Linked DNA regions of Homo sapiens: regions 2 and 3 are each linked to region 1. The links are chromatin loops, found by intact Hi-C in ENCODE. Cell type or tissue: psoas muscle. All regions are shown on one strand.

Region 1 (8,000 bases):
TCCTGCTCCGCTAAAAACCCAACCCTGTGCTACGGTTCCTCAGCCTCCTGACAAGAGAAGGTGCACAGTGAAACCCAGGATTTCGGAGGAAAGTTTCACCAGCTAAGAAACCTACCACTGTAGCTTGAGCCACGCCCCACAACTCTGGCCTAAAACACCCTCTTCTGAGCGGAACGTTGTTTGCAGGCACCTTTATGGATGGGAAACAGAGACCCGGAAGAGGAAAAACTTGCTTAAGGCCATCAATAACAAAAACCCTATTGTGCAAAATTTTTACAAACCGGGGGCTTTCTCCCGTGCTTAGAGGCATTGCCACTTTCATGGTGGTTGTTGATTGAAAAACTGATGGAATGATCACTTACTGGGTGAACCGGCGTCACACCTGATACTGAATCCTCACGTCCCTTTTGGAGGTGGACATGAGTAAACTGAGGCCCAGAGATATAAAGTGTCTTGCCCCAGCTGGTTGAGGAATGGGACTCGGCCCTGCTCTGTTTTGGGAGATGTTACTCCTGACAATGCTGGCACCATAATCTTGGGCGGGGACATATTTGCATAAGGGTTAAGATCTAATCAAGTCAGGAAAAAGTAAGGAGTTAGCAACCCCACCCATTGCAGCCCAGCCCAGCCCATAGCATTGAGCTTTGCCCTCTTGGCCTAGATTGTCCTCTTGCCTCTTTGGTGGGAAAAGGTAGGAAAGGAAAAGGTTGAATCTTCACAGTTCCCACAGGGGCCCAGAGAGGTTAAGTGAGTGGCACCAGGTCACACAGCAAAATGGCTGTGAAGCAGAGCCTCCACTCACACACAGCCAGACCTCTCTTTTTGGGGAGAACCCTTTTCCTGCGTCCTGAAATTTTGGGGACCTGTCCTGAGGTGTCTTCACCCACTAGGCCAGGAGATTCTGATTATGGAGAAACGGCCTCCCCTCCACCCCTATCCCTGCCCGGCCGGGGAACCCTACACCCTGGGGTAATTGAGATCAGATGCAGCTGTGACCCACAGAATGCTCCCTAGGAACCTGGAAGCATTTATTGTCTGGAAGAGAATCCAGGGTTATCCTCCCTCCCTTGCTGTCCCCTCCCCAGGCGGCCTGGCCGAAGGTGGATCGGGCCTGAGGAGCCTCTGGTGCTGCCCCGGGTTAGAGCAGAGGCCTTGATGAATACGACTGCTGAAAGCGTCTTCCTGGCTTCCTCCTTCCTGGGGATATGGTTACAGGGGGCCAGACTTCCTGCCCAGCCTGCCTTCGCCTTCGCCTTTTTAGCAAAGTGTGGTTCTGCAGGCTCTCCTCCTGCAGGCAGCTCCGCACGCCCACCCCCATGCTTTGCAGCTGGGGCACCAGCTGGCCCCATTTCATTCAGAGCCCAGCTCAAATGTCACCTCCTCAGGGAGACCCTCCCTGGCCACCCTATATGAACCAGCCCACCTACCAGCAGTCCTTCCCTCTCACCCTGTTTAATTCTCTTCATATCACTTATCTTTAGTTGGGTGGTTCATTTATTTTCTTTCAATAATGTTTATTTCCTCTCCCCACCGCAAGAATGTGAACCCTGGGAGGAAGGGGACTTTGTCCTGCTCACTGCTGTATCATGAAGCCTGGAACTGTGCTTGGCACATAGTAGGTGCTCAGTAAATACTGGCTGAAAGAACAAGGCAAGGACTGAGCAACTGCTGTTGACCTCTGAACTTGGAAGTTGGCCTTGAATCACATTGCTCTGAGGTGAGGTTTGCAGTTTCGGATCTCCACCCTTTGGCTTGTCCTGATTGCACATCTCTGGTATAAATCCCCACTATCTTTTTTTTTTAAACAGAGTCTCACTTTGTCACCCAGGCTGGAGTGCTGTGGTATGATCTCGGCTCACTGCAACCTCTGCCTCCCAGGTTCAAGTGATTCTCCTGCCTCAGCCTCCCGAGTGTGGGATTATGGGTGCCTGCCACTACACCTGGCCCCTGGTCTCCAATTTCTTGTGTCTGGATTTTGGTTCTCTCTCCTCACTCAACAAGCCCATTTTACATGGTAGTGCTATGAAGTCGGGCAGGGTGCCTGCTGGCCAATACCATACCTTTGTCTGACTTGAGAAAAGGTGCTCCCTAATGGGAGGATGCAGTCCTGCTGGTCCCCAGCTTGACCAACAGAAAGTGAACTTACATGAAGAAAACGGACCATCTTTTTTGGCTGACACAGCCCCACACTTGGGCATAGGTTGGCTGATTTCAGACCTCTTGTGTAGTGCACAGACTCCACAGGTGTGTGACTTGTGCTTGGTTTAATCTTCTACTGCCATTGTCTTGAACATTTTAATATTTGAACAAGGGGCTGCATATTTTTATTTTTCAAAGGGCCCCTCAAATTACGTAGCTAGTCCTGATTCTACACACAGTCCTGATTAGGTGTTAGCTGCCCCCATTATACAGAGGGGGGAAGCTGAAGCCCAGAAAAGGTGACCACTAACGTGGCTCAGTGAAGCCTGGTGGGGCAGAGGCTGGTCTGCCAGCTCCTAGCTGGGTGAGGCTGGGCACACTCTGTTATGGGGGAAACAGGCATGGTCCCCTCCCCTGACCCCCGCAGGTGCTCAGGATCAGAGAGAAGAGAGATGCTGTTCACTTGTTTGCATTGCCCGGACACAGCAGGTGCTTGGTACTTGTGGGGGACTGAGGTGCCAGGGCAGTGTGGTAGAGGGAGTGACGCTTTCCATTAGGGGCTTTGGAGAGGGCTCCCTGGAGGAGGTGTCAAGGGATCTGACATTGAAGGATGAGGAGGGTTTGAATCAAGAGAGGAGGGGAAGGATATTCCCAAGAGAAGGTCCAGGATGGGCAAAGATCGCTCAGTCTGGATAGGAGAATGAGGATGGCACTGGAGAGGTAGGGGCCTCAACGTCAGGGTGAAGATTTTATCTTCTGTGTGGGCTTGGGAGAGTCCCCAGCTTCTACTCCAACCACAGCAGATCAGTGTAAACATGTTTTCTGTTTTATACATGGGATGGAGGTGCAGGGAGTGAGAGGGTCTTTGGATTTTGCTTGTAAAAAAAGAAGTTGCCTCTAAAAATATGGTTAAAAGCCACAGCTGTCGGGGATGGAAAACAGAGAAGGAATTAATACTCCGTCTGGCAGCTCTGGCCTTCTTTCCTTAAGGAGGGTTTGCCCTCTTTAAGGAAAACCCATAGCCTCAGAGAGGGGCAGGTGTCTGCTCTGGGTCCCTGGTGTATCTAGAACCCAGGACTCCTGACTACTAGATTGGTGCTTTTTTGACTTCATAGCTGCAGGAACTCATCTCCACAGGCCTGTGGTCCAGTTTCCGTGGTCTCGTGGCAAAGCTGCATCTCCAGCAGCAATAGATGCTTCCTTCTCCCTCCTCTGGCCGGCCTGCCAGGCCAGCCCTGGAAAAAGGCGGCCTATGCTGCCACCTGGTGGCCACTCACAGGCAGGGGAGGGTGCCACTTCTCTGCTGGGAGCTAGCTGCATTGTCCTGGTAACTGATGGTCTAGACACGGGATCCTGTGCCTGGGTGGGGGTTGCCCTGTTCTGGGGCATTGACCCCTTTGGGAATCTGGGACTATTAATGGTGGTATGGCCCACCTCAAATCTGTTCTTCCTTCTGTCTTTCCCAGTCTAAGGGACTTAATACCCTAATTGTCTAATCTGGAAGCCTGGGTTTTACCCTTGACTCTTCCCCCTCTCTTTTCCCCTAAATCCGGTCTGTCCCGAAGTCCTGTCAAGCCTACCTTTTAGGCACATATGGCATGTGTCCCATGCTCTCTATTCTCAAGACCACGACTCGGGTCCAGCCGCGTCATTGTCCTCACCTGGTCTTCTCCCCACTCAGGCCTGTCTGCAATCCACTCCCCAGTCTACATCCAGAGGGACTTTGTTAAAATGCATGAATACTTATATTCTCCCTGCTTGAAACCATCAATGGCTCCCTATTACCCCCAGGACAAAACTTAGCCTTTTTGCCAGGCTGCCTCTTAGAATTGCCACCCTCTTAGAAATAGTCTCTTACAAACCCTCTAGCTCTGCTTCCCACAAGCCCCCTCTTTCCCCCACTAGCTGGGCAGCATAGCACAGTGGTTACAGGAGTAGATGCTAGTGCCTGGGTATCTGCTTTTTTTTTTTTTTTTTTTTTTTTTTTGCAATGGAGTCTCACTCTGTCGCCCAGGCTGGAGTGCAGTGGCGCAATCTCAGCTCACTGCAAGCTCCGCCTCCTGGGTTCACGCCATTCTCCTGCCTCAGCCTCCCCAGTAGCTGGGACTACAAGCGCCTGCCACCACGCCTGGCTAATTTTTTGTATTTTTTTTTTTTTTTAGTAGAGATGGGGTTTCACCCTGTTAGCCAGGATGGTCTCAATCTCCTGACCTCATGATCCTCCCGCCTTGGCCTCCCAAAGTGCTGGGATTACAGGCGTGAGCCATCAAGCCCTGCTGGTATCTGCTTTTAAATTTCGCTTTTGTCATTTGATAACTGTGTGACCTCAGTCAGGTTCCTTATCTCATTTTCCCAATCTCCAAAATGGGATTGATGATAATAGTGCCTAAGAGGCACTATTAACTGAAATATCACATAAGAAATTGTGCTAAGTTGGGCCAACTACAAGGTTAGAGGGCAGAGACTCCACACAAGACCACTTTCATTTCTTTCTTTCTTTCTTTTTTTTTTTTTTGAGATGGAGTCTGGCTCTGTTGCCCAGGCTGGAGTGCAGTGGTGTGATCTCGGCTCACTGCAACCACCACCTCCAAGGTGTGAGTGATTCTTCTGCCTCAGCCTCCCAAGTAGCTGGGACTACAGGTGCGTGCCACCAAGCCTGGCTTTTTTTTTTTTTTTTTTTTTGTATTTTTAGTAGAGACAGGGTTTCACCGTGTTAGCCAGGATGGTCTCGATCTCCTGACCTTGTGATCCGCCCGCCTCGGCCTCCCAAAGTGCTTGGATTACAGGCGTGAGCCACTGTGCCCGGCCCACCTTCATTTCTTAAAAATTTTTTTTAATTAAAAAATTAAAAAATAATTTTTTGTGTTAATTTTTTTCCCCCAGAGATGAAGTCTCACTATGTTGCCCAAGCTGGTCTCGAGCTCCTGAGCTCAAGTGATCTGCCCACCTTGGACTCCCAAAATGCTGGGATTACAGGTGTGCGCTACTGTGCCTGGACAAAAAATTTTAAAGTTTTAAAATTTATTCATTTATTTGTTTATTATTATTTTTGAAACAGAGTCTCAGTCTATCACCCAGGCTCGAGTGCAATGGTATGATTATGGCTCACTGCAGTCTTGACCTCCTGGACTCACGTGATCCTCCCACCTCAGCCTCCTGAATAGCTGGGACTACAGGCATGCACTACCATGCCAGGCTGATTTTTTATTTTTTGTAGAGACACAGTACCATTATGTTGCTCAGGCTGGTCTCGAACTCCTGGCCTCAAGTGATCCACCCATCTCAGCCTCCCAAAGTGCTGGGATTACAGGCATGAGCCACGATGCCTGTCCACCATCACTTCTGATACCAGCTACAAGTTCAAGAGGTTCCCCAAACCACCCTCAGATTCCGTAATTTGCTAGAAAGACTCACAAGACTCACTGAAAGCCGTTATACTCATGGTTATAGTTTATTACAGGGAAAGAATACAGATTAAGATCAGCCAAAGGGAGAGATGTATAGGGCAGAGCCCAGGGGGGTTTCTTTCAAACATGAAGTAAAGCTTCCATTGTCCTTCCCATGGAATCAGAATGTGTCACTCTCCTAGAATCAATGTGACAATATCTGTGGAGTATTGCCAACTGAGGAAGTGCATCTGAGCTCAGTGTTCAGAGTTTTTATTGGGGCTCTATTTTCTTTTCTCTAATTTACTTTATTGTAAGAATATAGCATATAATATATATAACATATAAAATATGTGTTAATCATCTGTTATGTTATTGGTAAGGCTTCTGGACAACGGTAGGCTATCAATGGTTAGGTTTTTGGGGAGTCAAAAGTTATATGTGAATTTTTGACTGCATGGGGGTCAGTTTCCCTAATCCCTGCATTATTTTTATTTTTTTGAGACAGAGTCTAGTTCTGTTGCCAGGCTGGGGTGCAGTGGCATGATCTAGGCTCCTTGCAACCTCTGCCTCCTGGGTTCAAGTGATTCTCCTGCCTCAGCCTCCTGAGTAGCTGGAATTACAGGTGCCTGCCACGATGCCCAGATAATTTTTGTATTTTTAGTAGAGACAGGGTTTCACCATGTTGGCCAGGCTGGTCTCGAACTCCTGACCTCAAGTGATCCACCTGTCTTAGCCTCCCAAAGTGCTGGGATTACAGGCATGAGCCACCGTGCCTCGCCACCCCTGCATTGTTTAAGGGTCAACTGTACTAGCTGTTATCCACTTGAGATGCAATCTACTTCTCACAGTTCCTCTAAAGGGGAACTCTCTGTCTCTGGGCCTTTGCACCTACTGTCTTCTCTGCTACGAACACCTTTTCTCTGGGAAGACCCTGGGGACTGAGTTAGGTGCCCTGCATGTACCTCACCTGCCTCCTCTTCTCCTCTTTCCCAGGACTTATCCCATGGTCATTGCCTGGTCAGTGGTCAATGTCTGTGTCCCCCATCACAGTGTGGGTACCTTGTGGGCACAGAAGCTTCTGTCTTATTCTTCCCTGTTCCAGGTGCTCGGCACAAAGTAAGCACTAAGGAACTGGTTATTTTATTATTTTTATTTTTGAGACAGAGTCTCCCTCTGTTGCCCAGGCTGGAGTGCAGTGGCGCAATCTCAGCTCACTGCAACATCTGCCTCTCGGGTTCAAGTGATTCTCCTGCCTCAGCCTCCTGAGTAGCTGGGATTACAGGTGCATGACACAATGCACAGTTAATTTTTGTATTTTTGGTAGAGACGGGGTTTCACCATGTTGGCCAGGCTGGTTTCGAACTCCTGACCTCAGGTGATCCACTCACCTCAGCATCCCAAAATGTTGGGATTACAGGCGTGAGCCACTGCGCTCAGCCAGGAACTGGTTATTAAGTTAAACTTTGAACTCTGTGCTATAGGACAGAACTTAAAAACTAGATTAGACTCAGAAAGGATTTGAAAATAAATGATACAAATCTGGTGAAAAGCCATGGTCAGAAGAGGGACATTTCCTCTACTTCATAATGACATTAACCATTTAAATGCCAGGTTCTGTGCCAGGTGCTTATCCATGCTATCTCTTTTCTCCTTTAAAGCCCATGCATACAATTATCTCCATGTTAGTGATGAGGGCTTGGCCATTTAGGGAGGCAAGGTGATTTGCTCAAAGTCACACAGCTAGTAAGGGCCGAGGCGGAACTCATGCCTCTTGGAGGAGCTTGCCTCCGAGAGCTTGTAGCCTCTGGAAACAGTGATGTTGGCAGGGAGGGTGATTGCTGCTTGCCTGACTCTGAGGGCCCACTGGGCAGAGAAAATGACCTGTGTTGTGGGCCCTGAGCAGCAGCAGGGCCAGCAGGAGGCTGGGGAGGTGGATTTCAGTTTCTTGTGTCCAAGAACGCAGGCTGCCTGACGGGGTGGCAGCAAATGAACTCTTGCCTTGCACATTTGCTGCCCATGTGCCTCAAGGTCCAGGCCTGGGCTGAGATCCCTCCTCTCTGTCTATCCCCAGTGCTGCTGGGGGTGGGGAGAGGGTTCTGGGGAAAGAGGAAGGAAGAGCCAGTCCAGCCAGAGGTCTGCAGAGGAGCCAAAGGAAGAGGGAAGGAAGAGGAAGGAGGGAGGGCTCGGAGTGAGGGCTCAGAGTGAGGGTTCTGAGATTCCCAGCTCCCTCCAGTGCCTGAGTTCGTGGGTTCTGAGAAACAAGACGCTCTCTGGGTTGGGGGTGGGCTGCCTGAATTTGACCTTTTGGGCAGATGGGGCAGAAATCAGGGCCTCAAACAAACTCCATCTTGAGAGCCAACTGGGGAAGGACCTTGGCCTGGGGGCCAGGAGCCCTGGATTCCAGCTCCTTCTCTGTTTCGTGTTCTTGGGCAAACTCTTTCAGCTGTAGGCCTCAGTCTCCAGATCAGTTGA
Region 2 (8,000 bases), 140 kb before region 1:
CATTCTCTTTGGTCACAGGGAAAGGGCATTGTAGAGACACTTACAACTGATATATAAACCGGGACAATTCACTGTGCCCTTCTGAGCCACAGTTCTCCCATTTGTAGAATAAAGGAGTTATATTAAATTGGGAGTTCTTCACCTGGGGTGTTCAAGGAGTCCATATACAACTTCAGATTACTTGGAAAATGTATGTACATCTGCATTTTTCTGGGGTCTGGTTCCAAAGCTTTTATCAGATTCCAAGCTCGAAGCCTCCAGGAAACTCAGTATTCTGTGACTTTAGTTAACCGCAGAGCAAACTCTACAGAAAAACTCATTTTTCTGGGGTCTGGTTCTAACACTTTCATTAGCTTCCCAGCTTAAGGCTTCAGAAAATTCACAACTCCATGACTGTAGTTTACCATAGAGCAAACTGCTGTGGTGACTCTCAGTCAGTCATGCAGCAGGAGGTGCAGGTGCACACACCCCCAACCTCTTCTTCCCCAAGCTGAGTTCCACCACAAGGGTAAGAGGAGAGGGCACCTCAGCCTCTTCTCTAAGCAGCAAAGACAGATCTAAGTTTGGTCAACAGAGTGTATGGACAGAGTCCTGGCAGGGACTCTGGAGGTCATGGCCCCAAGTCCAAAGGGATCATCTAGATTTCTTATTGACTCTACACCAAGTATTAGCAGGTAGCTCAGACCCCTGGTACTTATAGCGCCCCTGATCCTTGGCACCTTTAACAGGCTCTGTGCAGCCTGAATATAGTTATTGTTTAGAAAAGAAAGGGGGAAAATGTCGCTCCTATTGAGCAGATAGTTCAGAAATGGAACTATATAAAGAGACATGGTTTCCAACTGGCAGCCTGGTGCGAAGACAGGGCTCTGCACTCCTAGTTCTGCCAACCAAAACCACTCCCACCATCACAAGAGCAGCCAATACTTATGCGGCACTTGCTGAATGTTGAGGATTTTCAGTTACCTCGTTTGATGCTCAGAACACTGCTTTGAGATACTGTTGTCCTCATTTTTACAGATGAGGGAATGAGTATGCAAGAAAGCTAAGAAACTCACCCACTGTCACACAGCTAGTAAATGGCAGGGCTGGGATGTGAAGCCTGGCAATCTGAAACCAAAGCCCACACTCGATCATTAAGGCATACCGGCTCCCACTAACTTACAGTGGGCCCTTGGTTTCCTCATCTATTCAAGGAGATGGTGGCCTCTGATGTTTAGAGACACAGTCAGTAGAATATATGGCATATGGTCAGTAAGCAGCAGTTCTCTGTCTGATTTCCCTTCTTTTTCCCTCTTACATGGAGCCAGAGAAGGGAGGAATTGTGTCTGTGTGCATCGCAGTCATTTACATTTTTTTGGTCATGCCCAGCTTAGAGGAAACAATTGATGGGAACAACTTCAAAGGGAAAGACAATCTGTGATAGGCACCTGCTCAGCAGCAGATTCACTGAACACTCATCCTCCAGAAATCCCCGGGGCTCCTCCCTCACTCCTCCAGGTTCCCGCTCACAAGTCACTTCACCATGACCCGCTTGCCCCTGCATCTCCGCCACAGTACTCCCTGCCACGGACATGCCTGCTCCCTCCCTGTTACTTTATCATCTCCACCATCTCCCATGCTGGAGTGCAAACCCCAGGAGCACAGAAGCTTTGGTCTACTGTGTTCACTGTCGTATCCCAGTGCAAAGAACACAGAAGGCACTCAAGATATAGCTACTGAATGCATGAATGGTGTCTCACAACCCTGTGAGGCTGGCATTATTGACATCCCAGGTTACAGATGAGGAAACCAGGGCTCAAGGAGGTTAGGTGACTTGCCTAAGGCCTCACAGCCCTGGACACTCCCATCACACTGGCCTTCTGCTCCCCAGAACACACCCATGCCACGATGCTTTCTGGGCCAGGGCCTGCGTGCATTCCGTTCCCCCACTCCAGGTACCTCACTAAATCCTATCCATCCTTTCAGTCTCTGCTTGCTGAAAGGCAGCCCAGCCCCTTCCCTTCCACCCCGCAGCATCTCCAGTCACTCCTACCCAGCACCTTTCCTACAGGAATCATCCCACTTAAAACGACACACTCATCTGCCTATTTTTCCATGCCCACCAGAACGCAGGCTCCACAGAGTAGGTACCTTGTCCAGCCTGTTCTCTCCCCAGTCTCCGGGCACTGGCACATTGTGGGTGCTTTGAAGGCATTTTTTGAATGGCTGCTGAATCGCTTGCCTCTATGAAGGATCCCGCTCCACTGAGGCAGAGCCGAAGATTTGACCCTTCTTCCCCCAACTCCTAGATCCAAATGACTTCGGGTCCCGCTTCTTCACCCACGAGGCTCCCCAAGGCCCTCCACCCCACGCCTCGGCCTCAGCCGCCCACGTGCGCTCCTCCGCGCCCCCTCCCCGCAGGCCCAGCGGCTCCCGGCGCTGCGGTTACTTACTCTCAATGTAGCCGTGCAGGGTGACCATGCGCGCCCGCTCGGGGCTGCTGAACGGGGTGTAGTGGATGTCGTCGGACAGGGCGGAGGGAAGGCGGGACGGGGGCGCCCCCGAGGGCGGCACTGGGTGTTGCGGCGTGTGCTTTTTATGACGCGCCCGGCAGTTTTGAAACCACACCTGGAACGACAGCCTCGGCAGCCTCAGCCTCGAGGAAAAGAGTCGGACGCGCCGCCGGGAGACCCCAGGCGGGACTGCCTCGTCGCCTCCTGGAGAAGGATGGCCACGTGCACGCACCACCCTCCGCGCCGAGCCCAGCTACGAGCTCCGGGGCGTGCCCGCGGTCCCCAGGCCCCGCCCACCCCCGTCCCACCTGGATGACTCTCCGGCTGAGGCCCGTCATGTCCGCCAGCTTCTGCAGCGTCTGAGCGTCGGGGTTGTTGTCCTGCGCGAACTGCGCCTGCATAACCTGCGGGGCGGGGAGGGCGGTGAGGCGCTCGCACGCAGAGACTCCGAGACCCCGGCCCAATCAGCGGCGCCAGTCCACAGGCCACGCCCCAGGCAGCTGCGGCCCCGCCCCGCCACCCGGGTCCGGCCCGAGGGGCGGAGCCAGGAGACATTGTCGGCCCCGCCCACTTTCGGCCCGGCCCCCGCCCCCGCCGCCCACTGCTTGCAGCGGTACCTGCAGCTGTTCCGCGGTGAAGGACGTCCGCGCGCGCTTGGCCGGCTTGGGTTGACTGTCCTGTTCCGAGGGCACTGCCCCCTCCAACGTGAGGCCGTTCCCTGGGGGCGATAGAAGCAGCTGACCACGCGTCCCCATCTCTTCTAGTGGCAGCCTGGAAAGGACGGGGGTGGGGGGAGCTTGTCCCTGGAAGGGTCAGGAGCGGGAGTTGGCTGGGAGCAGGGATCCCAGGGTCCTAGTCCCTGAGCTCAGTCTTTGGGGAAGGGGTTTCTGAGCGTCCGCTTAGTACTGGACACTTCTTACACGACTGGACCACGTCTTACAGCCCTAAGGAGAGGTGGCGTTACCTCATTATACATGGGAGGAAACTGAGGCTCAGAGAGAAGGAAAGCCCCTGCCCTGGCCCTTTCAACTAGAATCCGAAAGCTAGCTGACCCTAATGTCCCAAACTGGGCTCCCTGCTGGCGAAACTGGGGGACACCAAAGGCTAGAGGAGATAGGAAGCAAGCAAGTAACGGAACTATGCTCCTAATTTTATAAAAATAAGCGGAAGGAAAAAAGGTTGTAAGAATATACAACAAGGTGTTGGCAGTGGTTTACTTCCCAGGAATGTGATTATGGAAACTTTTTACTTTCAGTATTCCTGTAACTTTTGAGGTATTTAAAAACAATCATATGTTGCCTTACTTCTGTAAGGTTTAATTTTGTTAACCGGCGTATATGTTAGATATTCTCTTTCCACTCATATTACTTTTACAGTCATACTAAAACACTAACCATATTCCCATTTTATTTTTAATACTTCATTGTTCTGAATATCCTCAAAATCTCAGAAAATTTCCATAAGCACAAAGAAGAAAATAAAAATCACCAGTAATTCCAGCACTCAGAAATAACCATTGTTCACAATTTATTGTAACTTTTTAATTAGGAAAAAATTATGTTGAAGGAAAAAAGCAAACATTGTAACATACATGGAAAAAAATCTGAGAAGATACACATTAAAATATGAAGAAGGCAGCATTTGGAGCAATCGTTATTTTCTTCTTTTTGCTTACCGTCTTTTCTAATTTTTCTACAATGAACGTGTGTGTATCTGTGTGTGTGTTATGTTTAAAAAGTGAAACAGTAGCCAATACTGAGGGCTGATCAGTAAGAGAGATCGGAGGCCCCAGCTTTCAAGTTCCTCAGCATGTTAAGTCTGTGGACAGGTGTGGCTGTGAGAGCTAGGATGTAATTGGCAAGGTTGTAACTACAGGTGGTCCTGGTTGGACCATGTGTGGAAGGAGCCTGTGGTCGCTGATGGACCACAGTGTGGGAAAGCTCTGACTCCTGGGTTTCCATCCCAGCTCTACTGCTGACTTGCTGACCACTGCAGATAATTTCATTGCCCATCACTGCAGATAAGCAGGCAGCAAGTGAAACCCAAGTTCACTAGATGCCCCCTTAGACCCACTTAGTCCTGATCCTGGCAGGAGAAAATGATGGCCCTGGTATGCCCATGGCCAGGAACACTCTTGCGGTCCCTGACTAGTCTCCAGGCTGGGACCTAGAAGTTGAGGCAGGGTGGTTCATACTCCTCCCCAGAAAAACTGGGGGTTGGGCAGACACTCTGTGGTATTAATGTCCCCTAGGAAAGCAGGCAGGGCAAGGATTGGTGTGTTGGTTTTTTAGATGGGAAACTAAAACAGAGGCAGCTACATCCCAGAAGCCTCCTTGGCTTTATGAGATCTGATTAAGGTGCCCTAGAGCTTAGGGCCAAGGTGGTGTGGTATGGTATGATATGGTATGGTATGGTAGTTAAGAGGCTGGGCTTTGGAGCTAGGCAAATCTACTAGTATGTAATTTTTGGCAAATCCTGTTTCTTCTTCTGTAAAATGGGGCCGTGCCACCTACTTCCTAGGGCTGTTGTAAGGATTACATAAAATAATCCCTGTTACAGAGAAGTTAGCAGCTTTCACAGACCCTAACAGGGAAATTAGAGAAAGAGTCCCTGCCTCTGCCCACAGCCAAGCACTGCCCTTTCCCAGCTCCATCCCATCTGTGACCCTGTCCCCAGGATCCGTGGAAGACCTGGATCTTGTTCCTGGGCAATCTGGGGAATCACAATGTCAGAGCCAGAAGAGATTTAGGGATCATTCTAGTCCAGTATCTGTCTTGCACAGATGTAGGGACTGAGGCCCAGAGAGAAAAGGAAACCTCATATGTCAACACAGTATGGGAGAGCCTGGTCTCCAGACTCAGAAACCTGGTCCTTTCCCCTTATAGTTAGAGACCCTGGTCCAGGATGAAAACCCTTCCTCAAACCTCTGGCTTGGAGCTGCTAGGATAGGAAATGGGAGAATGGGAGCCAAGTCATCTCTCCAGGACTGGCCCAAGCCTGGTCCCAGGCAACCGGAGGGGATGAGCCCCCAGGCCAATGAGAGCTGTCCAAAGGTGGAGTAGGCTGCCCGATTATGAGAACCATCTCTAGGGTTCACTGAGTGCCTCCTGGCTTTACAACACATCAGCTAGCTCATCTATCTTTGGGAAGGTGTTCTGTTGTTAACGCCATTTTACTGATAAGGAAACATAGTTACAAAGGAGGGCAGTGACTTCTGACTCCTAAGCAAAAGATCGACCCGGAAGTGCAAGATCTGTTCGCCGCCCCACCCCTACGCTGCCTGCGGGACTATACCGGGAGGGCCCAATCGGTAGAGGAGTGTGGGTGGTTCCTGGGGTGCTGGGGTGGGGTGGGGTGGGAAAGGGCTGGGGGCAGAGGTGCCAGGCGGAGCAGGTTGGGTACCGTTCTCGGCGGCCCTCTTGAGGTTCTCAATCATGGTGTCGTAGTGGATGCGGCAGAGCACCTTCTCCTCGACCAGGCCGAACTCCTCACCAGTGGACAGCTGGCGCTTGCACGAGAAGCAGGCGAAGCAGGCCAGGTGGTAGGCGTTGCCGCGAGCTCTCCGCACCCAGTCGCTGGCGTAGATCTGTCGGCCGCACCGGGCACACTTGGTCCCGAATCGGCTGCAGGTCGAGAGGACAGGCACGGGGTGTCGAGACTCAGACAGGCCAACCTTCCTCCTTCCACCACCCAATGGCCCGCCAGCCCCCAGGCTCCTGGCCTCTAAGTCTTCAACTCAGGCATTAGCCTTAGCTTGGACGCAACAACACTCTACACCTAGTCCCACCTAGGAGATGAACTGGTGGGTGATTTTTATTTTCTTCTTGGTGTTTTTCTGAATTTTCCAAATTTTCTACGATGGTCACTTATATTTGCATATTAATTTGTTTGTTAAAAATACATCACAAGTTAGAAAAAACACAATAATAGTAATAATAAGCAAGTTGTTGAGCACTTACCACTTGCCCAGCAAGATTCTAATTGTTTTACATTGATTATCCCAATTAATCCTCATTTTGCAGGTGAGGAAAATGGGGACTAGAGAGGTAAAGTAACTTGCAGGAGGTCACACCGCTTGCAATGATAGGAACCCTAGCGATCCTGCTCCAGAGATGAATATAAGCTATAGCGCCAGCTGTACAGAAGTGCAGTTTCTTAGATGAACAGACAGATAAGCACTTACTGGCTTTGTGACACTAGGCAAACTGTTTAACTCTGAGTTCTCGTTTTCCTTGTCCTGCACTGAACTAGATGACAACAGCAATGACTACTACTGTTTGTTTAGTGCTTTGCAGTTGGCTAAGTACCCAGCAAGTCCCTCTGGAGCCTGTGACATTCTATTAATAATACCAAATGTTAAAAAGACAAAAATAAAAATAAAAAGCCCAGATCGAATGTCTTCTTGCCCCTCAAGCCTTCCTTGATTCTACGACTTCTCCTTCTCCCTTCTGGTTTTGTAGTCTGGCAATTTGGGTGCAGCTGCCTCCAACACCAGACTGGAAGCCCCTCCAGGAGGCAGCGGAGTCTGGTTTACTCCATCCCAGAAGTCAGCCCAGGGCCTGATCCCGGGCACCAGGGAAAGTGTGTTCTTTAAAGTGGATGACTCACCTGTGACTCTGTCCCAACCCTAGCAGCCTGTTTCCTCTGGTACACCCTCTATTTCAGAGAATGGTGCCACCACTTACCCAGCCCCTGAAGCTTGAAAATCATAATCATGCACTCCTCTCTCTCCTCAACCCCTCATCCAGCCAATCATCGATGCTGTTGGTTCTGTTTCCCAAGTATCTCTGGGATCCATCTCCTTCTCACCATCTCCACTGTTGCCCTCCTAGGCCAGGCTCCCATCATGCAACCCTCACTGTCAACCTCCTCCCCGGTCTCCCTGTTTCCAGTCTCGCCCCTGCCAACCCATCCTCCACAGAGCAGTCAAAGCAAAGTTTCCAGCATGCACATGAAATCCTGTTTCTGCCTTGCTTACAATCCTATGGTGGCTCCACTCTACCCTCAGGATCTGGTCCAAAACCCTTGGGGTTTGCAAAACCCAAGCGACCACATCCTCTTCAGGCCCATCTCCTCCCTAACCTTCAAGATATGCCGCCCCACCATCCAGGCATGTGTCCCAGTCAGCCACAATGGAAGGTCACTCCCAGGTCTTTATGGCCTCCTCTGAAGCACTTTCCCACCCCCAGGCCTTTGCACTGACCTACCCTCCCCCAGAGTCCCACGGCACCCTGCACCGCTCTCTCAGCGCTGACCACACTGGTTTGTAAATGTTTCGTTTCTGGCTCTTCTCTTCCACCCCTTCCACCTTCCCAGAGTTGGGGTCCCGGGGTTGGGTGTGGGGGACCAAGAAGATTTGCCTCTGCGTCCCCAGGGCGGGCACCCCTCCACCCGGGGGAGCATTCGGAATCGCTTGTGTGTGCACGGAGGAAACAGTCCGGCAAAAAGGCTCTGGTTACAGCCTGCCTGCCTTGGCAAATTCAAGCAACTGTCAGTTGAAAAAAACAG
Region 3 (8,000 bases), 120 kb before region 1:
GCCCGCGAGAGACCCCACCATGAATGACGTCCGAGTAGGGTTGGAACTCGAAGCCCGAACGCACTGGAAATGCAGCCGGACGACGGCTGGGATCCGAGTGGGTCCGGGCCAGAAATGGGGACCTCAGAGCTCCACCGAGGCGCTCGAGGTCAGAACTGAAGCCTGAGACTTAGGCAGGACCCGAGACAGAGCCAGAGACGATACCGAAACCCAATGGACCGCGAGGACCGAAGGCAGATCCGGGGCGCAAACCTGTGCAGGCACTGGCGCGCTGCCTGGAGCTCTGGGTTCGCGCCGCTGAGCGCCGGCAGGTTGGACCAGCGCTGCGCGCCGGAAGTGCACTCGGGACGCCGGGGTTCTGGAGGAGAGACCACACGCCGCAAAAGTGGCCTCCGAATGCGCCCGGGGCCTGCCCTCGGCGACACTGCTGGCTCGGCGGCCGCAGCCTACCTGAAGTAGTCCATCTTGCAGAAGATCTCCTTGTTCTTGATGTAGCAGCTGTTCTGCTGCCTCAGCGACGTGCGACACACGGAGCACTCGAGGCACCGCACGTGCCAGATGAGGTTGTTGACCTGGGGACGGGGCGGGGACGGAGGTCGGCTCAGCGCGGGCCTCTTTCACTCCGGGCCCCAGCCTTCCCGGTCTCATTTACAGTCAGAGGCGCTGAAGCTCAGAAGGTGCATGCGATTCCCCTATTTTTCTCCCGTAATACTGAGACTCAGGGAAATGGAAATAAACTCTTCTTATTTTTCAGACGGAACCCGGGGGCTCAGGCAGACCCTAAGTCTTGCCCAAAGCTTCGCAGTCGGGCAGCAGTGGAGCCAGGATTTGGAAGTAAGAGGACCTGCGGTGCTTCCCTGCAGTCTCCTGCGCTGCGTCCCACGCCCCGACAACACGCACGCAACACCTACCCCTGTCTCACCTTGAGCAGATATCGGTCCAGGATCTCGAGGCCGCAGCTGGAGCAGATGTTCTTGCCTGCAGACGGCACGGAGGAGGCGGCAGAGGGCGGTGAGCAGACAGATGGCGTGCTGGGCGTACATGGGGAGGCCTGACCCTCGTCCTTGTCCAGAGCTCCTGCCAGGGCCTCGGCGTCAGACTGAGCCTGCGGCGGGGGAGAGAAGGAGAGGAGCGCTGATCCGGGCACCCAGAGTTGGGGCTGCCTTGGAGACAAATCTGGGGCCCCCGAGCACCAATTGACAACGAAATCTCCCCAGGACAATGCGCCGTAGACTGAAGGACAGGGATGGAAGGGCCTATTGGAGAGGAAGGGACGGCCCCAACTTTTAACACGCGCATTCTGGGTGCTGGGAGCGGTTAAAGCCAACATTCCCTGCCGGAAAACCGAGGCTCAGAGAGGGGCGGCGCCCGCCGGGAGTCCCCCAGAGCGTGAGCAGCAGTTCGTGGCCGGAAAACCTGGCCAGGTCCCCAGGGCCGGGCCGCTGGAGGACTGGGCACCGCAGGCAGGGCCAAACGGACTCACCATGGCGGGCGGCGCGGTCCCTTCAAGACAGCGGGTGGTCGCTTTGCAGCCGGACCCTGGCTGGGCCATCACCTGGGGGAGGGGGGGAGGGAACGCAGGCGGCGGCGGCTGCTGAACTGGCTCCGCACAGCCTGAGCCCAGCGCCTCCCCGCGCCTGTTATATAAACCGGCGCCGAACAATGAGTCCTAACTTTGTAGTGGGCATTTAAAGCCCTTCCCCACAAAAGCGGTGTCTCTCTAATGAAGCAATTTGAATTTGGATTGGATTTTTTCCCTCTCTCTCCCCCTCTCCCTGCACTTAACCCGTGGCTCTTGAAGTAATCGCTTAGTTCCCTTGCAATCCAAGCCTCTGAGGGGGGAAGAAAAACACGCGCACACACACACAAACTACCTGCAATTAGAAATTGTCGTGAATGCCCAAGATAAGAGGTAGCCAGAGTGTCAATTCCAACTGTCAATCAGTGAGATCCATCAGGCCGCCCAAAGAATTGCAAATTTGATTTTTTAATGGTAGTAATTAAAAATCGAATTTTTTCTCTCTCCACCCGCCCCCCCACCCCACTCCCCTTCCTCGCTCCCTTCTCCTCTCGGCACAAAATGCAAAAAGGAGAAAAGAGAGAAAGAAAGAAAATAAAAAAGAGATGGGTGAGGGGCGGAGGGTGGTTGAAGAAAAGAAAACCCCGAGCGCGGTGAGCACCCGCCCGCCCGCCCGCCTGACACGCGCGGCGAAATTGAAGCAGCTATATTGACACGGATTCAGGCGCCTTTCGAGGGCCAGTCGGAGGGAAACCCGGAGCAAAAAGAGAGCGAGATCGGGGCGAAACGGGACCAAAAAGAGAAAAGAGAGGCGCTCAAGGGGAGGAAAAAGCACCCTCCAGCCCCTCGGCGCGCCGGGTACCGGCCCCGCGTCGGGATTCTCAGCGCTGCGCCGGCACAACCCCCGGCGCATCGGCGCTATCAGCGCCTATTCAGACGGACAATACCGGCCTCGCCTCCTCTTGATTCGCCTGTGTCTTTACTAAATCGCTTTTTGAGAAATTCCTCCAACATTTGCATAATGTGTTCCCGCTTTCCGCGACCCCCCCCCCCCGCTCGCGCGCGCGCTCCCACACTCACAAGCACACACTCACAGGCGCACCCTCGTACCCCTCCTTCCTGCAACCGCCCGCCACCCTGCTCGGCCCGGCTGGGTCCCGGACCCTGCCCGACCCCGGCCCGGGCCGCTCACCCAGTCGTTCGCCGGCTCACCTGGTCGGTGGCGGGGCCGCCCTCGGCCGGCAGCCGGCAGCCCTCGGGCAACGCCGGGGCGGCGTTCTCATGCTTCCAGTACATGGGCCGGGGAACCTCGGGCTCAGCGGGCGCGCAGCGCGGAGAGCTGCGCCGAGGGGGACCACAGCCGCAGTGGGAGCAGAGGCTGCTGCAGGAGCAGGAGGAGAGCCGAGGCGCCGGCCCCGCCGCCCCGGGCCCGGCCTCAGCCCCCGCCCCCGGCCCGCGCGCAGCCCCGGCCTCCCTGGCTGCTGCCGCCGCTGCCTCGGAAGAAGGTCCCGACAAACTTGGAGAGGCCCCCGCCCCCTCCTTCTTCTCCTCCTCCCCCTCTTGGTAGTCCTCCTCCTCCTCTCCCTCCTCCTTGTCCTCCTCCCCCTCCAGCTGCAACGGCGGCCGCCCTGCCGCTGGAGCCCCGCTCGGTTCAAGATGAGTCATGCGTGACCAATCCCCTCCCCGCCAAGGGAGAGCAAGACACACACGACGAGGCAGAGACCCAGAGAGAGAGACACACACACAGACACAGAGACACACAGAAACTCAGAGCTGCCGACAGAGAGACTCGGAGACACGCCAGTACACAAAGGCACCGGCGGGCACACATCCACCCAGCTCTCACTACCGCTCCTCCCTCAAGGGGCACCCATCTTCCTCAGACACTGCCCCACTCACAGGTACAGGAGGGACCCATGGCCATACCATCTGCGGAGATAGATTCCGTAGGAGGTCACACGTTATTACACTGTGTTGATGCAATCCCATGCCTGGTACATTTGTGTACACACTAATGTAAGTGATTACCTGTTCACATCATTTACACGGGCACGAGGCACCACACTTACTCTCACACACCTGCACAGATACCTCTGCTCTATAAGAACCAGACAGTGCACCAGCTCCCAGGGACTGAGGTGAAACGGGAGGGTAGTTTCCCTGAATTCTCTTGGAAGGGATTGCTTGGCACATTCCCCTTCCCTTCAGGATTTGCTTAACCACACAGTCCAATGCCCATCCCTTCTTCTCTAGGGTTCTACTGACAATGAGAATGGTAGGGAAGGCAGGAAGGCCCAGGCATTTAGACAGAAGACACTGCCCCCAGACACACAGACACAGAACCTTCAAACCCAAAGATGGAGCCTTACACACACTAACGCCCTGCAGCATACACAAGTGGACACTTAGAGTCTCAGCCCCCTTCTCCACACACAAACTGAGCCTAAAGAGACACATGTAAACATACATCATCTAAAAACAAATAAGCACACTCAGACATAGATCCAGCCCTACAGACACCATGACAGCCTACCCTCACCACATCACACATGTCATCACCTCCATAATTGCCCTCATTTACAGATGTAAACACCCCCCCACACACAATTGTTCTTCCATTTGTACACACAGCCATACTCAAGAGGGCACAGATTTTCACAGAGCTCCAAACCCATGTATAACCTTATGTCCTCTACTCAGGCACCCTCAAATATGTACTTACATCCTTACAGATGGTGAGACAACTATTGATAGGCATTTATAGGCAGACACATCACACACACTTCTGCAGCCATAGATTCCCAATAGTTATAGTCTCAGTTTGCACACACACAGGCAGGTTCTGACAGGCGCAGGTAGTAGAGGATGCCTGCACACCAACACGATACTAAAGATCCACACCCATATTCCCCAAAGATACAAATATCTGTTCCTTTACTGGCATCAAGGTACACAAAAATAGCCCCAGCCTCAGCTAATGGCATTTCCCGCCCTCTGCATCCCAGTCATTCATTGCTCTCAGACACAGAAATTCAGAGTGAAAAGAGTTTCTCTTTGAACCCTAATCTTTTATACGAAGAGAACAAGTTGCAATGTGAAAGCGGGTGAGGTGTATGCATAGGTACACATGTGTACACACATACACATGCATTCTCAAACATGAATACAGAAGAACAACCCCTCCCTCTCAAATATCTCCTTTGCACATAATAATTTCAGCTACTACTGGGATTATTCCCAGTTATTACAGCTACTAATCTGTGCCAGGCATGATACGAGGCATTTTACAATCGTGATCTCATTTTCTTTTCACAATAATCCCGTGAGGTAGCATCTCTCAGCGTGCTTGTTTTACTGATCAAGAGACTGAGGTTCAGAGAGTTCATGTGATATATCCAAAATGGTGCACATGGCTAATTGCCAGAACCAAGGACTTAAAACCACATTCATCTCACATTAGAGCTCATACTCTTGATTTCTAGGCTGCAGACATGACCATGTTTACTTTCTGCACACACACATGTGCACACACACACACACACACACATACACACACACTCCACATTATCTGTTAAAAGACCTGGATGTGACTCCCAGCCTCACCACTTATAGGCTCAGCCTGTTTTCTCATCGGCAAAATGGGAATAACAATAGGACCTGCTTTACCTCCTTCTCTTCCTCCCCTTTGGGTGGCTGGGGGAATTGAAAGGTTAATAAACGTTATAGAATGCTGCACATATGCCAGATTTGTGAGTGCAGAAGGGCCCCAGGAAAGAAGACCATGAAGATCGTACTGGCTTTGCAAAACTTCTTAGACATGAGCCATGGAAGAGGCTTGAGCTAAAACTAAAGGGCAGGTGAAATTTGGATGGGTTCAGGGAGAAGAAGAAAGTATTTCAGGTAGAGAGAGGACCACAAAGGTTCAGAGGCTGGACAAACAAGCTGCTGCACTCTAATGAGGGGGAATGTGAAGCATGTGCTCCTAGAGTGATAACAATAATAACTATTTATTGAGCATTTATGTGCTAAGCCCTTTGTTGTTTACACGCATTATCCTCTTTAATCCTTGCAACTACCCTACAAAAAGGTTATATTATTATCTTTCTTTTATAGTTGAGGAAACAAGCTTACAGGAGTCCCATCTGAAGCTCTGGCACTCAGATTTTAGAACCCAAACTCTTACCTACTATGCAATTCTGCTCCTGAATTCTGATTAAGTGCTCAGATAATAAAAACTGGAGTAAGAGGCAGTAAAGTCAGTAGTGAAGCACAAAGACTCTAGGGCCAGATGGCCTTGATGCCAACCTTGGCATCTGTTTTCTATTCCCTTTATTACTTTATTACTTGGGTAACCCTGGACAAGTTCTTCAGCCACTCATCAGCCTCAGTTTCCTCATCTGTAAAGTGGGGATAACCGAGTTCAACTCCTATGGTTGTGAAAATTACGCAAATGATCCATGTAATAGGGCTCAGAAATATGCCAGGCACACAGTAAGCAAATGATAAACAGCCATCATTATGGCAATGGACCGGCTGAATCTTGTGGTTGTGATTCTACTAGGTACTACATCAAATTCTTTATGAAGGCAGGGGATGAATCAACCAAAAAAAATCAAATCTTCTCCTGAATAACTTACCTAAGGAAGATGCAGAACCATTATTCGAGCCCAGAACTTGCCTAACTTCAAAGAGGACAGAAGTGAAATTACTTTGGAAAAGAAATCTCTCTTCCAATGACTCCTGACTCCATCTTTTTCCATCAGGAAAAAGAGTCCAGATAGGAGTGACCTTGGCAAAATTAGGATTAGCAAACATAGTACCTTCCATTAGGATACTTGATTTCTTCCTATGACAAACTGTGGGTCACTTTGAGTCACTTAGCTTCTCTGAGCCTCAGTTCCTCACCTGCAAAACGGGGAATAATGATACTGACCTCTCAGAATTGAAGTGACAACTAACTATACATTAAAAACTAATATTTTGGCTGGGTGCAGTGGCTTATGCCTGTAATCCCAGCACTTTGGGAGGCCAAGGTGGGTGGATCACAAGGTCAGGAGATCAAGCCCATCCTGGCCAACATAGTGAAACTCAGTCTCTCCTAAAAATACAAAAATTAGCCGGGTGTGGTGGCAGGTGGCTATAGTCCCAGCTAGTCGGGAGGCTGAGGGCTGAGGCAGGAGAATTGCTTGAACCTGGGAGGCAGAGGCTGCAGTGAGCCGAGATTGCACCACTGCACTCCAGCCTGGCAACAGAGTGACACTCGATCTCAAAAAAAAAAAAAAAAAAAAAAAAAAAGAACTAATATTTTTTAAAGTGTTGTAGATTTATTCATTTATACAACCCTGAAGCTGTATTAAGCACCCTACATGAATAATGGCATCTTCTCACTTTGCAGTTCTTCTCCCGGTCACTAAACAGGATGTGGTCATCTGGTCCTCTGGGGTGAATTTTGCCATCTTCCCCCATTTGAGTCTAGGCCCAAGGGTTCAGTTTGAAAGAGGCTTCATTAGTAACTGGATAATTCTGTGGGAGGCCCCCAGCAATGGTTCGACCCTGCCGGGGAGTAATTCTAGGAAGGTAATGTGAGCTGGGGGAGGCTGGAGACCCAGCTTCACATTTATTTACTTTGACAGCTAAATTGGTGAGCAAGGGGGAAATCAGATGAAAGCCATTTCAGAGTAAATACTAAATACGAAATTTAAACATTCAGATTGTGACAAATGAGAAAGGGACAATGGGAAGAGACACGGCAGCACCCCCCTTCCAAGCCTAGGACCTACCCTCACCCCATCAGCTTCCTAGGTATTTCCTGTTTGAGGAAAGAGCACAGAATGGGGTACAAACTGTATGACCCTAGGCCGGCAATTTACCTCTCCTGGCCTCAGTGTCCTTGTTTGCAAAATGCGCGTGTGAATCAGCGATGTGGAAGTGACGGAGCGAGCCTGGGCGTAAGATAGACCACCAACCCAGCCCAGCCACTTCCTGGCACGCTGAACTTGGAAAAGTCACTTATCTGAAACACATTTTTCTTAATATCAATATCTGGGAACAATATCAATCTCAGAGGAGTCAATAAGATAATCAGTGTGAAAGGGATTTGAGAAGCACAAAACTCCGGGGCCAGATGGCCTTAATGTCAACCTTGTCACTTCCCTTTATTACTTGGGTAATCCTGGAAAAGTTCTTCAGTCACTCATCAGCCTCAGTTTCCTCATCTGTTAAGTGAGGATAACCGAGTTCAACTCCTATGGTTGTGAAAATTACGCAAATGATCCATGTGACAGGACTCAGAAATATGCCTGGCACACAGTAGTCAATCAATAAACATTAGCCGTCATTGTGGCACGGGCTCTCTGAATTTTCTGTTTGTTATTCTACTAGGTACCACATCAAATTCTTTATGAAGGCAGGGGACAAATCAAAGCTTCAAAGTATATGGCAAAGCAATATTGCATACCTCAAAGCATATTGCAAATGTGAA

What was found. Hi-C counts contacts between places; a loop is a spot of excess contacts. Peaks named below come from ENCODE experiments on the same cell type or tissue, not always from the same donor. Only the 100,000 strongest peaks of a DNase experiment are listed, where the experiment ranks them.
Region 2: a loop joins it to region 1, with 2.0 times the contacts of the local background. A loop is called at or near these places in 7 of 110 quality-filtered maps.
Region 3: it touches region 1 in a loop (2.6-fold over the local background); 8 of 110 quality-filtered maps call a loop at or near these places.

The regions. Positions count from the first base shown.
Region 1 is chr9:122,347,356-122,355,355 of GRCh38, forward strand. No RefSeq gene overlaps it. Among named protein-coding and RNA genes, the nearest start is that of PTGS1, 20 kb to the right of the region's middle. RefSeq lists a silencer at 3,247-3,453. In psoas muscle, a CTCF peak has its summit at 3,405 (motif pointing left); DNase peaks (open chromatin) are centred at 3,396 and 7,552; H3K4me3 peaks cover 451 bases; H3K27ac peaks cover 425 bases.
Region 2 is chr9:122,211,174-122,219,173 of GRCh38, forward strand. LHX6 (LIM homeobox 6) reads right to left here. Exons shown (of 10, transcript NM_014368.5): 5 at 5,895-6,115; 6 at 3,110-3,210; 7 at 2,801-2,896; 8 at 2,433-2,607. Among named protein-coding and RNA genes, the nearest start is that of LHX6, 14 kb to the right of the region's middle. RefSeq lists a silencer at 2,921-3,070. In psoas muscle, no CTCF peak of the experiment used is centred here; a DNase peak (open chromatin) is centred at 3,071; H3K4me3 peaks cover 1,697 bases; H3K27me3 peaks cover 7,453 bases.
Region 3 is chr9:122,225,926-122,233,925 of GRCh38, forward strand. It overlaps LHX6 (LIM homeobox 6), which reads right to left and starts at 3,032. Exons shown (of 10, transcript NM_014368.5): 1 at 2,732-3,032; 2 at 1,484-1,555; 3 at 923-1,105; 4 at 451-572. The coding sequence starts at 2,815. RefSeq lists an enhancer at 759-1,264. In psoas muscle, no CTCF peak of the experiment used is centred here; DNase peaks (open chromatin) are centred at 1,173 and 3,158; H3K4me3 peaks cover 2,977 bases; H3K27me3 peaks cover 5,378 bases.